Linked DNA regions of Mus musculus: region 2 is linked to region 1. Evidence: chromatin contacts called from ENCODE Hi-C or POLR2A ChIA-PET data. All regions are on one chromosome and are shown on one strand. The core of a region is the stretch at or near the end of the contact, and the rest is flanking DNA. Distances in the headings are between cores, read along the strand shown.

Region 1 (6,744 bases), core at 2,746-5,245:
AAGAGAGCAGTAACATTATGGTCTGAATTTTTACAAATTAGTGGAGGACAGTCCTCACTACTGTCTTTTGTAGGAGTATGGGTGGAAAGACCATTCAGGGGCTCCTGTAGCAATCTGGTATCTGGGGGATTTGGAAGATAAATTTAACAGATCCTGATATGGTATCAAGATGGAACCTGCACTTATGTTGAAAAGTCATTAAGGTTTTCTGTCAACTGCATGTGACATCACATACCTACAACCTTACAGTTTAGGGGCTGAGACGGATTATTAAGGGTTTGAGGCCAGCCAGAGCTACAAAGTAAGGCCTTATCATACAGGGGTGGTGGAGTTGGGGAAGGAACAGAAGGATGGAGGATGTGGAGAGATGGCTCATTAATTAAAAGCATTTGCTGCTCTTCCAAAGGACTCGGGTTCAGTTGCCAACACCCAGGTGGTGGTTCATTTATAACTCTAATCTCAGGGGATCAAATACCCTCTTCTGGTCTCCACTGGCAACAGGCATACTCATACACACACATACATGTAGGCAAAACATTCATACACATGAAAATAATCTTTTAAAAATCAGACTGAAGCCAGTGTTGGTGGCACACACCTTTAATCCCAGCACTCAGGAGGCAGAGGCAGGTGGATTTCTGAGTTCGAGGCCAGCCTGGCCTACAGAGTGAGTTCCAGGACAGCCAGGGCTACAGAGAAACCCTGTCTTGGAAAAAAAAAAAACCAGACTGAAAAGTTTCTGACAGACTGGATGTGACATGAGAGAAAGTGCTGGTCAAGACGACTGCAGGGCTTGCCCAGAGTCACTGCAGTTGCTGGTGGTTCTAGTGGGTTGGAGGAAGAGACAGCAGCACATTCTTCTAACCTATTAAGACAATCAGGCAGTTGAATCTGTGTCCTCGGAGTTTTAACAGTATCTGGAAATAACTGGAAGCCATCTGTGTACAGACAGCATGTAATGGACTGAGCCTGGCTGTGACCACTAAGGACAAGATGTTTTCAAAGACAAAGGTGCCTGGGGGAGAGCCAACACCTGAGCTCCAGAGCACTTCTCATTCTAGTTCATTTGCCAGAGCACCTCAGGAGGGACCAGCATCATAGGAGAAGTACCAAGAATGTGGTCCGTCACTGGAAACCAGGTGGAGAGTGTGCTAATGGGTCCAGGGAGGTAAGAAGTAAGAGCAGACCACTGCATTTAGCAGAGTGATGACTTTAGGATTATCTCAACAGATTATTATCTCAACCGATGAATCTCAATGGCTGTAGAAGTCTGAATATATGACTCTAAGACAGAGTGGGGGAAGGGATAGACAGTCCCAGAGGACAGTTTCATATCTGATGCACATGAATTTAAAAATCAGTTTCCATGGGCTGGGGATGCAGTTCACTGGAGAGTGTTTGCTGATGTGCATGGAGCTCTGGATCCGAGCCCCAACACTACACGGATTGGACACGGGGTGCACATCTGCACTTGGGCACCAGGAGGTGGAATAAGAGGGTCAAAAGTTCAGTCATCCTACACCACACTGAACGTTGTCCTCTGACCCCATTCATATGCCATGGCATGCGCCCTCAATAATAAATAAAGTTTAAGGATATACATAGGCATAGTTTTTCTAGAAAGAACTAAGACATAGAAATTATTCCCCAAAGTGACAGATTACATAAAATTAACATTTGTATCATACAGCTAAGTAAACAATTTCTTGAGTTTATAGAGTACAGGATTAAAAAGTATCTTCCTCAACTATACAGCACATAGGTACTAATATCTAAAATACACAAAAAGCCTCAAAAATTATCCCATCAATGAATGGACTAATGAACAGAATAGACCACTCTCAAAAGAAGTCCCTGCTGGAACAGCAGTAATCAAGACAACAACAAATGCTGGCGAGGATGCAAACAGCACAGACCTGTAACTGCTGGTGGGATGAAACTAGTCTGAACATCATGGAGAGCAGAAAAATGCAAGGCCCTTGAGAAGCAAATCAGATCTGCCATGTGACCCAGCCACACCACTTCTGAGTGTTTAACCCACAGAGTCCAAGTTAACAGATTCCAGAGACACTTGCACATGGATCACTGCAGCATTATTTACAATAGCTAAGTTATGGAATCAATCCAGGTATCCATCAGTAGAGGAATGGATAACAAACATGGTTTATACATACAGTGTCATATATGTATGTAGATACACAGTGTCATATATAGAGAGAAGACATGAAAGGAGAAGTGAAACTGTCTGGGGATAAAGAGGATTGATGAGAAGGGAGAAGAACAAGAGTGGTGGATAGCAGGATGTTGGGAGAATACACTCAAATTACATTATATTCTTGTAAGAAAATAGTCTTCTACATCCCATCACAATAAAATAAAATTAATATTAAAAAGATATTTGAAATAGCCAATAAATATTTGAAAAAGTATACATCTCTAGCCAATAGTGAAATACAAATAACAATTTCTTGAGCTGAGTGTGCTGTTGCATATCTGTAGTCCCAGCACTCTGGAGGCAGAAGCAGGAGAATCTCTGTGAGTTAGAAGCCACCTAAGGTTGCACAGTGAGACTCTACCTTTAAAAGCGTGGGCGTTGGAGATGGCTCAGCAGTTAAGGGTACTTAATGGTATTGCAAAGATTCAGGTCTGATTCACAGAACCTACATGGCAGCTCACAACCACCTAGAACTCCAGTTTCAGAGGATCAATGCCCTCTTTTTGGACTGCATGGGCTCCTACACACATGTGGGTGCATGCAAGTAAGTATGCGCGCGCGCGCGCGCACACACACACACACACACACACACAGAAATAAAATTAATTATAAATTTCTTTTTAAAATTGAGATTGCATTTCATCCCAGTCAGAGTGGTCACCATCAAGAAACAAACGACAGGGTAGATAGAGAGTTGGCTCAGTGGTTAGGAGCACTGCTGCTTTCCAGAGGACCTGAGTTTGACTGTAGCATCCACTGGCAACTATCTCGAACTCCAGTTTCTGGAGTTTGGAACTAATGCAACGGAACATGTGGTAAGAAGCAGACGTGGAACTGACTAAAGACAATGGCGGCATGAGAGAGGGTAGTGAGGAAGGCTCTTGACTGAGGAAAACATAATGACATATTTATATGAAGAGGCCATGAGGAAACAAGCCTATTACTTTTATGTTACCTTCAAAAATTAACTTTAAAAGGCAATGACAGGGGAGGGCCTAGTGCAAACCCAACTCTATGAGGGCTGAGGTGGAGGAATCCTAATTTCAAGGACAACCTGGGCTACAGAGTAAGTTTAAGCCCAGCGTAGGCAGCTGAGGGATTCTTACCCTTGAAACAAACAAACAAAAAAAGCAAAAAGAAGGCTAGTGATGTATCTCAGTATTGTGGTGCTTAGTCAGCAACTTAGTTCTATTTCCAGTACCATAAAAAAAAAAACAAGATTTAAAATGTTAAGGTCTATGATGGACTCAAACAGATGGCTGTACACCAGTGTTTGTCTCAGCTAAGTCGGGAGGCAAGGCAAAGCCAAGTAAAACAGACCAACAGCCCAGTGCTCAGTCATAAAAGAAATGAAGTCTTGATTCATGCTATAAAACACTGAGAGTTTGAAAGTCTTACCAACATGGCCTCCTCCGATGGTGTATGTTTTCCCAGATCCAGTTTGTCCATATGCAAAAACAGTTGCATTATAGCCCTCGATGAGCGACAGCACTAGGGGCTTTATGCATGTGTTATAAACTTCATCCTGAGTGGAGTTTTTGCCAAAAACAAAATCAAAAGTGAAAACTCTATCTCTCCCAATGATAATCTGCTGGGTATTCGGGATATCCCTCACACAGACTTGATGATTATGTAGAACTTCTTTGCAGAGCAGAGGTCTGATTCGGACAGCCACTTTTATTGGTATTTCTTCCATGGCAGCTTGGGTTTTACTTAATAGATTATGCACTTAGTGTTCAATAACATGTGAGAAACATCCATTTTATGTAAGCTCTGGACTCCTGCATATCAAAATAAAAGATACAGTTTAATTACTAGCTGCAGTAACGCAATAAAAACCTTTCATGTTTCAAAGCAGAGCCATTTTGAACAGATTCTTTACCAGTACAAATTGTATGACAAAGTTGACCTGACAGTAAAATGCTTAAGGGATTTAATGAGGAAAAGATTCAGCATTTAGGTTTGCTTCAAAATAGTTGCGGGGACTGGGGACCATGAATTGGTTAATTATAAAGTTAAAGAATAAAAACACAGAATTCCTCTGTTTATGTCCAGAGTGTGATGCTTCCTAGTTCATTAATCTAAATAATGAACAATTACAGTTAGAAATAATTAATTAGTTAGGAAATCCAGCTGAGGGGATAACTCAGGAGTTATAAACATGTTAAAAGTAAATACTTGGTATTGAAAGGACCCAGATGTAGCTGTCTCTTGTGAGACTATGCCGGGGCCTAGCAAACACAGTAGTGGATGCTCACAGTCAGCTAATGGATGGATCATAGGGCTCCCAATGGAGGAGCTAGAGAAAGTAGCCAAGGAGCTAAAGGGATCTGCAACCCTATAGGTGGAACAACATTATGAACTAACCAGTACCCCGGAGCTCTTGACTCTAGCTGCATATATATCAAAAGATGGCCTAGTCGGCCATCACTGGGAAGAGAGGCCCATTGGACTTGCAAACTCTATATGCCCCAGTACAGGGGAACACCAGGGCCAAAAAGGGGGAGTGGGTGGGCAGGGGAGTGGGGGTGGGTGGATATGGGGGACTTTTGGTATAGCATTGGAAATGTAAATGAGTTAAATACCTAATAAAAAATGGAAAAAAAAAAAAGTAAATACTTGGGAAGGCGTTGAGATGGCTCAGAGATTAAGAATACTGGCTGTTCTTCTAGAGGACCTGGTTCAATTCCCTGAACCCACATCAGGCAACTCACAACCACCTGCAACTCCAGTTCCTGCACACACATGGTACACATAAATGTATATAGGCACACATCTATACATAATATATATGCATAATACATAAATACATTTTAGCCAGGTAGCAGGGGCACACACCTTTAATCCCAGCACTTGGAAGGCAGAGACAGGTGGATCTCTAAGTTTAAGGCCAACCTGGTCTACACAGTGAGTTCCAGGATAGCAAGAGCTGTCTTGAAAAACAGAAAGAAAGAAGGAAAGAAAGAAAGAAGGAAAGAAAGGGAGGGAGAGAAAGAAAGAAAGAAAGAAAGAAAGAAAGAAAGAAAGAAAGAAAGAAAGAGAGAAGAGGGAGGGAGGGAAAGAAAATTTATAAATACATAAAATTTAAAGTAAATTATTTGTATTATACTTGAAGGTATTGAAAAATAGCATTTCATCTCACAAACATCAGAATTAAATGATGAAATTTGTGTCAGTATAATTTAAAATAATTAGTTCAAAAGCAATCAAAACTACAGGCTACAGAAATGGCTCATCAGGTAGAGGGTTCCCCCACATAAGCTCTGGGAAGCATGGGAAGGTGGAAAGAGAAAAACGCCTGCACAAAGTTGTCCTGACCTCCACACATGCTCCATCACTCACTCCCAAGCCCGGTGCATGCAGGGAACCTAACTTTTGAAAAATCAACAGGCAAATGGTGTCTTCTACTCCTAAACAATGCCTTAGCATTTTTTCCTGCACTGTGATTAAAACAGCCCAAACAAATGCAGTCTATCGTGGAAGGAAGTTTAGGCAGCAGCTTGCAGCCACTGACCATGTTCTATCCGCAGCCAGAAGAGAGCAATTGATGCAAGTTGCCTCTGCTCAGCCTGACACCCACATTTTAGATAGGCCAGGATCCCCTCCGCAGGAAACCATCCTTCCCAAAACTAAGGTGGGGCTCTCAGGACAGCAAATGGCTCAGTTTATAAAGGCGCTTGCTACCAAGCCTGACGACCTGAGTATGATCTCTGAATCCACATGGTGGAAAAACAGACATCCACAGATGTCCTCTGACCTCCATAAATGTGCACACACACACACAATGTGTAAAAAATAGGTAAAAACAGAATGAGTATTCCTTACATCAGCTACCATAAGATAATTGTCTACAGGCGCCCCAGAGGTCTAGATTCTGGCATTGTGCCATGGTCACATATATTTGGCTACAACTATTTCTTATTCCTTCTCAAGGTGACAAGTGTTTTGTACCAACTGTTTCTGGTAACTTTCTTTCTATGGGTCCCCAGGGATGACCCCCTTTCACCCAGTTTGTGCCCAGTGTTCTCACAGTAACTCAAGCGAGTAGCAGCGAGGACTTTGTGAGGCTCGGGCCTCCCTTGGTTTGGTCAGTGGTGCGCTGGTTTATCCGGCTGGCTGTTAAGGCTTCTCTTCTGGTTTCCAGAGGACTTGTTTCTTGACCATGGTGAAAACAACCAGTCTGATGGGGAAAGATTCTTTGGAAAAGTGGGTTTTAAGATTATCACCAATCTAGAAGGCTGTTGGACAGCAAATAACACTTCCTGAACTACTTGGTATGGAAATATTCACTTTGGTTTTATACAGTTTCTCACTCTAGTTTGGATCTCAGAGCAGTCCTGCTGCCTCCACATCTCCAGCATTGCCACTACAGGTGTGAGCTTCCACACATAACAGCTCTGGAAATGTAACCATGATAAATTAATATCCACTAACCTTAAAAAACAAAACAAAACTCAGCTACACTAAAAATGAACAGCCAGAAGAGGCTCACAACAAAAATCTTGTATGTCACTAAAATCTCAGGTCCC
Region 2 (6,939 bases), core at 1,845-4,344, 48 kb after region 1:
AAAACAAACAGAATCTAAACAGTACCTACTTTTATATTGTGACTTGAAATAAGTGATGGGGTAGACTTAAGTAAACTAGTTTCCTGGGGAAATAAGATGCAACCAACACTTAAAACCTGTGTCTACAGTTACTCCACTCATCTCTCTAGCTGATCTGTGGTGGACCCTGGTAATAGGGCTTTCACCATTAAAATTTCAGCACTACCGGCAGTTCTGAAATCTGCTTATCATTAAGAACCACAACTAAATGTGATAGCGCACACTCGGAATCCCAGTAATCAAAGACAGAGGATCAAGAGCTCAAGGCCCGCCTCACCTGTGAGGGGTCTCAAAACAAATGAACCCTTTAAAAACCTTTTATTCAACGTGTTATAAAATTCTGAAAGGTTTCCAGAGCCAAAGCAGAGTTCAAAGTGAAAAAGCATCCATTTATATTTAACTACTAACCAACCTCCAAATTTTAAAGAGCTTATACCTTGCTCTGAAGCAAAATGCGCAATTCAACCATCTCATCAGTATTTCTAGATCTTTTAAAGGCTTGCTCCTCTTCCATATCTTCTGCAGGGCGTTTACCTAGAAATTAAAGTTTAAATTTTCAATTAGAAACATCCCCCAAGAAAGGGTAATTGAAGCCACTTTTTAAGTCCCTGCCTTTGTCTCCCTAATATCCCTAATATCAAAGGCCTTATTTTAATAAGTATTTCAAAGGATTAAAATGTTGGTTGGAAAAACTGTACTGCTTTTTAACCTGTGCAAGAAAAGGTTACTTCTTTTCATAAAAACCAACAGACAAACTCAAGACTACAAAAAAATGAAACTATATAAGAGGTAAACAGAACATATCAAAAACATTTATGGTAATTAAAGTAACAGAACAGAAAATACTAATTGGTTATAATTAAAGTATCTTCTCACCAAATTCACCATTGGTTTCGGTGTTGGGGAAGGTTTCTTCTGGCTGTTCGGTCTCCATTTTCTTGAATTAAATGGATCCACCAATCTGTTGAAAAATAAAGAAGCTAGCTAGTACATTGGCTTATCAGAAAGCAAACACTCTTTTGCTTAAAATCTTCCAAAAAAAAAAAAAAAAAAAAAGGATTCTGCTTCCAGCACACACAAGTGACATCCTAGTGCTACAGTAGTATATAAAAACAAGGTCTGATTCGAGGAAACTAAAATATTCCTAAAAGTGAACTGTTTTTAAAAACTATAATTGAGGAGAGACAGGCATAATGGACTTCTTTTAGACTAGATTGTCTCAATGAAGCACACCCTAACCACCTCCACCACCAGAGCCTTGCGCCCCCCCCCCCCGCAAGGGGTGTGGGGGACCAGTAATTCCGTCCTCAGCAACTTGCTTCATTTCATTACAACGGAAAAACTAGTCGACATATAATTTTGTTCACGAGACTAATTCTTGAAAAGACCACGTCTTATCACAAAACTAGTGTTATAGTAGGGCTAGTAGTAATTTTTTCCCCGCCTTTGGTCGTGACTGACAACACTAATCAATGAAATCTGCCAACTTTAAAAAACTTAGCGGCAAATACAAGGTACATTGAACTTTCAGACACAGAAATCTAAAGAACCAGATGGAAACGACCACCATTATTCAGCAAAGCCACGGAATCTTTAATCACCAACACCATTATTTTAGGCAACGTAAAAAAGGCTATTTCCCAACAATTTTACCTCTAACCCAACTCTCCAAGACTGCAACCAAACCATCACAACTGGTCCAGTTAACTCGTAGTCCTACCAAAGCCAAGGACCAACACAGGATCTTAAAGTCGAGGCATCACCCTCATGCCTTCTCCTATTCCAAAACGCCGGCAGCAAATGACGATCCCTCTGGGGACCACTTTAAATGCAGAGATCGGCCGGCCACTCCGCTAAACCCCCGGCCGCGGGGGTAAATGGATTCAGGCAAATCAGCCGGGTCTACGCACACAAACAGGCCCAGCCAGCCCTCTCGTCCCGCGGCCGCTGTTCCCACAGCGCGCTGGTGTTAACAGGTCCGCCGAGCGAGACCGACCGCGCGCGCTCGCCTCCCGCCCACGGGCCGGGCCTGGAAGCAGCGGCCAGCGACCGTCGCCGAGCGGCGAGCCTCTCCTCACCCGGATCCGACAGGAAATGGCGGCCCGCGTAATGGCGACTACGTGCGACTAGGCGGAGTCGCGCGAGACCCCCCTCCCCCACCCAGCACGCGGGCTCGCGAGCGCCCGTCCCCCGCACCTCCCCCACCACCCGAGACAAAGCCGCCGCGGCCGCCCCATCGGCCCCGCCGCGCAGCACCCCCCACCCCGGAGGTGGGGTGAGGAGGGAGGCCCACGCCGTGGAGGGACAAAGGGCGGCCGGGGCGCACACACACACACCACACCCGCGAGTCCACCGGACGGCCCGGCGCTCCCTCCACACGGGGCGCCCGCGTCGCAAACCCACAGGCCTCTCCTTCCCGGGTCCCTCAAGCCACCTAGCGCCGGCACGCCAACCGCAGGGGCACGCTCGGGGAAATGGCGGCGGTGGGGGGAGGGGAACCCGGGCAACGTTCCCCGGCGGGCCACGGCCGCCCCGAACGCCACCCCGGACAGCCGACTACGGCGTCCGACCCCGCTCCAGCCAGCGCGACCCGCCCGTCCCGCTCACCGCGCGAGTCCGCCGTTGCCTCCCGGCCGCGCCGCCTCCGACGGTCGGTCACTGCTAGACAGAGAACGAGGACAAACCCCCTCCCACTTCAGCGTCGCGCCCCATTGGCTGCCCAGGCTTCGGCGGTGGTGCGAGCGCGAAGCGATTGGCCCGTGGCCGCGTCAATTACGGCGCCGAGAACCCCGCCTTCCGCCGGCGACTCCCTTTGGGCTGGAAGGCCGCGGGCCTGAGAAAACTCGGGCATGGGGATAGCCCAAGCCGCCATCCCGGGGCGCCAACCCGCTCCGGGGACTCGCTACCCCGAAGCCCTAGCCCACCCAGATACCTACAGGCCGCAATCGAGTGGGAGACGAGCACGACGGCGACGTCCGTGCAGCGGAGAAGCAGAGGATAATGGCGTCTGCAGCGCTGTCGCCTGTAGCGCCCTCCTCCTTTCTCGTTCGCGCACTCTGTGGTGAGGGGGAGGGGAGTAGTGACAGACCTCTCGCGAGACTTCAGCGGCGCTGCTCACGTGTGCCGGGAGGGGCGACTGCGGGGGGATTTTCGAGCCCCGAGGGAGTTTGGCGCGATTGGAGGAGGGACGGTCGCCCCGTGAGCGCCCGATTGGGCGGGAAGAAGTGAAAGAGGGAAAAGAGAACCCAGCTGGGAACGGGAGAGGGAGAGCGGCGCGCGGCCCTGGGATCACGCTGCGGTGCGAGGCGAGGCGAGGCGAGGCGGGAAGGCCAGGTCGGTCGGTGCTCCGCCCGGGTTCCGCAGCTACCCGTTGTCGCGTCTCGCTCGCCCCCTCCCTCCCCGGCGCTGCGGGCTCTGCGCCCCCTCCGCGGCGCCCGGGAAACCCGCTGTGCTAACGGCTCCCCCGGCGGGGAGGGCGGGGGAGGGCTGGAAGCGGCGCCCGCTCCCAGGGAGCCCGGGGCTTACTTCCGTGTTGGGCCGGTGCGATGCAGACCCCCCGGGAACGCCGCGTAGGGAATGCCCGCGCGTCCGTGCTGCAGCGCTCCCTGGGACCCTCCCTGAGAAAGCTCGCAGGCACACTGCCCCGCCATGGCTGCCCCACCAGGGGAAGGGAGGGTCACTGCGGGTGCTCGCCTCGCTCCTCATCCTCACAGCAGAGCTCCACGGTCCCCAGACTCTGGCTGATGTCCGGATGTCAGCCTGTAGGGGTGACCTCCAGTTAGCGAGGCGTGTGTGCGAGCGCACCCTGTCCTACCTTTCCCTCGAATAATCCCAAAATGTGCACACCGGCCAGCACCCTGTAAATCGCTCCGTTACAGAGCGGTCGAGCCATCCTTTACCTAACTGACAGAAGAGACTGGGGCTTGAGGATCTGGTGAGGGGGCTCTCGTTCTGAGACAGCCTAGTGTAGCCCTGGCTGTCGTGGGATCCTGTAGATCTCCTGCCGCTGCCTCTCAAACGCTGGCATTAAAAGCGTGTGCCCCCACTCCTGGCTCAAGATTTTTCATATGGTGGTTTTTGACCCGGAGGGTCTCTCAAGAGATCCACCTGCCTCGTCCTCCCAAAGCAGGGATTAAAGGCAAGCGTAACCATGGCCAGCTAAAGTTAGTATTTCTTTTTTTCTTTTTCTTTTTTTTTTTTTTTTTTCCGAGACAGGGTTTCTCTGTGTAGTCTTGGCTGTCCTGGAACTCTGTAGACCAGGCTGGCCTCGAACTCAGAAATCCAATGCCTCTGCCTCCCAAGTGCTGGGAGTAAAAGCGTGTGCCACCACTGCCCGGCAAGTTAGTATTTCTAGTACAACATTTTTTTTTTCCGAGGCAAGGTTTCTCCGTGTAACCCTGGCTGGTCTGGAACTCAGAGATCCCCCTGTCTCTGCCTCCCGAGTGCTGAGATTATTGCCTGCATAGCCGCCTCCACCACCCCGCTAACAACTTTTTTTGTAAATGAGAAGTGGGAATCTAAAGGAAACTACAGAAATTGTCTTGACTAGTCTCTAGTGAGAAGTTGCTTCCTCAAGATTTCATGGCAGGATTGTTCTTGCGCCCACCCCCACCCCCCAGTTATACCTGTTTGTTTTCTTCTCTCACTTTTTTAGGTTTTCTCTTTGAGTAATCAAAGTGTCTTTTGTCCGTCCTTCATTTTCTATTTAGAGTTGGAGGTTTTCAATTCCTTATTAAAACCTCAGACTGTAGCTCAGTGGTGTAGCACACTGAGTGCGGAGGCCCTGGATTTGGGTGTCACAACAAAGCCCATGCCACTTTGTTTCCTTTAGTGGCTCCTGGGTAACCATTAACCTAATGCTTTAGTATCAATTTGGATTCAGTATGACTTAGCTGTGAGATTTAATATAATTTCAACAGTTCAGTAGCTGGCTGAGAAAATATTTGAAATACTGTAGGCACCATACCCCGAGTTCTGTCCTGTTTGCCACTTTGTGCTGACAATTCAATGCTTATTACAGTACTTTGAATACATTGTGGGTTTTGTTTTATGTGTGAGGGAGTTTTTTGAAAAGTAGAATAAACTATGATGGTTCATGCCTTTGATCATAGCAGCTGGGAAGCAGAGATGTGAATCTGTGAGTTCTAGGTCAGCCAGAGCTACATAGTCAAACTGTCTCAAGAAACAAACAAAACTAAGGTAAGAGGGCAGACAGGTGAGATGGAGCAGTGGGTGAAGGTGTTGGCTGCCAAGGTAAATTTCATCTCCAGGATGGGGGAAGACCAGACCTTACTCTCTTGACCTCTAACCTCCACACATGTGTATATAATGAAAAAAAGTTTTAAAAAGTATTGAGGATAGAAACCATATTCAAGATGACAGAACAGAGCTGGGTTAGAGACTCCTAAGTGGGATTTTCTCTCTAGTTTTATTTTTATTTATTTTTTCCTCAAGATAAGGGTTTCTCAGTGTACCCCTGGCTGGAACTTCTTCTGTAGACCCAGGCAGTCCTCAAACCCTGAGATTTGCTTGCCTCTGCCTTCTGAGTGCTGGGAATAAAGGCATGTGCCACCAGCCAAGCTTTGTGGCTACTTCTTATGTCAACAGTAATATAACGGTTTTATCCCTATAAAAGGTAAGGTCTATTACCTTCCCAGAACTCTAAAGTCATCTTAGTGTCTTTAACAAGTTAAAATGGTGTTAGAAGTAAGTGCTTATTTATTTATTTATTTATTTAAACATTTTGTAGTGTGACTAAGTGGGAGCCAGGGGATAACCCTGTGGGACAACCCTGTGCAGAGTTCTCTTCTACCCTATTGGACCATAGGAGTAGACTCATCGTTACATTTAGTGGCAGGTACCTTTACCTGCTAAGCCATCTTTCTTAGCCCAACTTATTTTTTAAAGGAAAATAATAGAAACATAAAATGGATATAAATCTTTGTTACTGATTTAAGATCTCAGCTATTGATTGAATGCCACATACAATATCTAGGAATGGTGTTCTATTAAAAAAATCTGAATCTGATTAAAAATTAATCATTGAGCCAAGTATGCCTAAACCTTAGTGGTAATTAGCAGAATTTTCCTACTTGGTTCTGTTTAAGTCTTAGTAGTTTTTAGAATGTAAATATGTATTAGTAGCCAAATATCAGGTACAAAGGTTAATAAAAGTATTTTTTCTTACTATAAAAGTGGTGAGGATTAAGTTTTGTAACTTTATATGTTGCTATTATGCTAAGGAAATACGAATATATTTTTCACGTCATTAAATAGTCCCTAAAAAATGTTAGAGCTGGGTGTGATGGTATATTCCTTTAATCCCAGAACTTGGGAGGCAGGTTCGAATAGATCTCAGTGGAGACCAGTCTGGTCTGCATAGAGAGGTCCAAAGTCGCATAAAAGGAGAGGCCCTGTCTCAACAAAACAAAACAAAACAAAACTTGAAGGTCTAGAGGGATGGTTCCTGGTCTAAGAACTTAACTGCTCTTCCAGAGGATTGGAGTAACTCCCAGCAGTGTGTAATATCCAACTCCAAGGGACCTGACCCCCACCTCCTTGAGCATCTGCACTTGTGCACATGCCTCCACCTCCCCACATATACCTTATACCACCCCACACACTTAAACATGTTTAAAAATCTGAAGACTACACAGCCTTCTATTTCATAGACATAATGTATGTTTTTGCTTGATAACATTCAAACCCCCTCAAATATATAAATATTGATAAGCTTTGTCAGATAAGCATTCCAGTGTCTTTTGTTCCTCTTCCCTCATCCCTCTCCTCTTTCCTCCTAAATCCTAGAGATTGAGCCCAAGGCTGCAGATACACCTGTTCTTGTCTTTATTTCTGATCTTTTAATATTGGTTCTGGAAAGTAAAAGGTGTGTGTTACAGG

Evidence for each region. Hi-C counts contacts between places; a loop is a spot of excess contacts on that map. ChIA-PET counts read pairs that join two places held with the same protein, here RNA polymerase II (POLR2A).
Region 2: a loop to region 1 is called in a map of heart, with 2.1 times the contacts of the local background. The contact joins the promoter of Hnrnpk here to the promoter of Kif27 in region 1. A Hi-C loop is called at or near these places in 2 of 37 maps with a recorded cell type or tissue (both heart). POLR2A ChIA-PET finds 5 or more read pairs at or near these places in 2 of 5 experiments (Patski and embryonic stem cell).

Annotation. Positions count from the first base shown.
Region 1 is chr13:58,350,952-58,357,695 of GRCm38, forward strand. It overlaps Kif27 (kinesin family member 27), which reads right to left and starts at 3,996. Exons shown (of 17, transcript NM_175214.4): 1 at 3,614-3,996. The coding sequence starts at 3,911.
Region 2 is chr13:58,399,418-58,406,356 of GRCm38, forward strand. Hnrnpk (heterogeneous nuclear ribonucleoprotein K) reads right to left here and starts at 3,095. Exons shown (of 16, transcript NM_025279.3): 1 at 2,976-3,095; 2 at 916-1,000; 3 at 476-573. The coding sequence starts at 973. It overlaps Rmi1 (RecQ mediated genome instability 1), which reads left to right and starts at 3,180. Exons shown (of 3, transcript NM_028904.3): 1 at 3,180-3,372.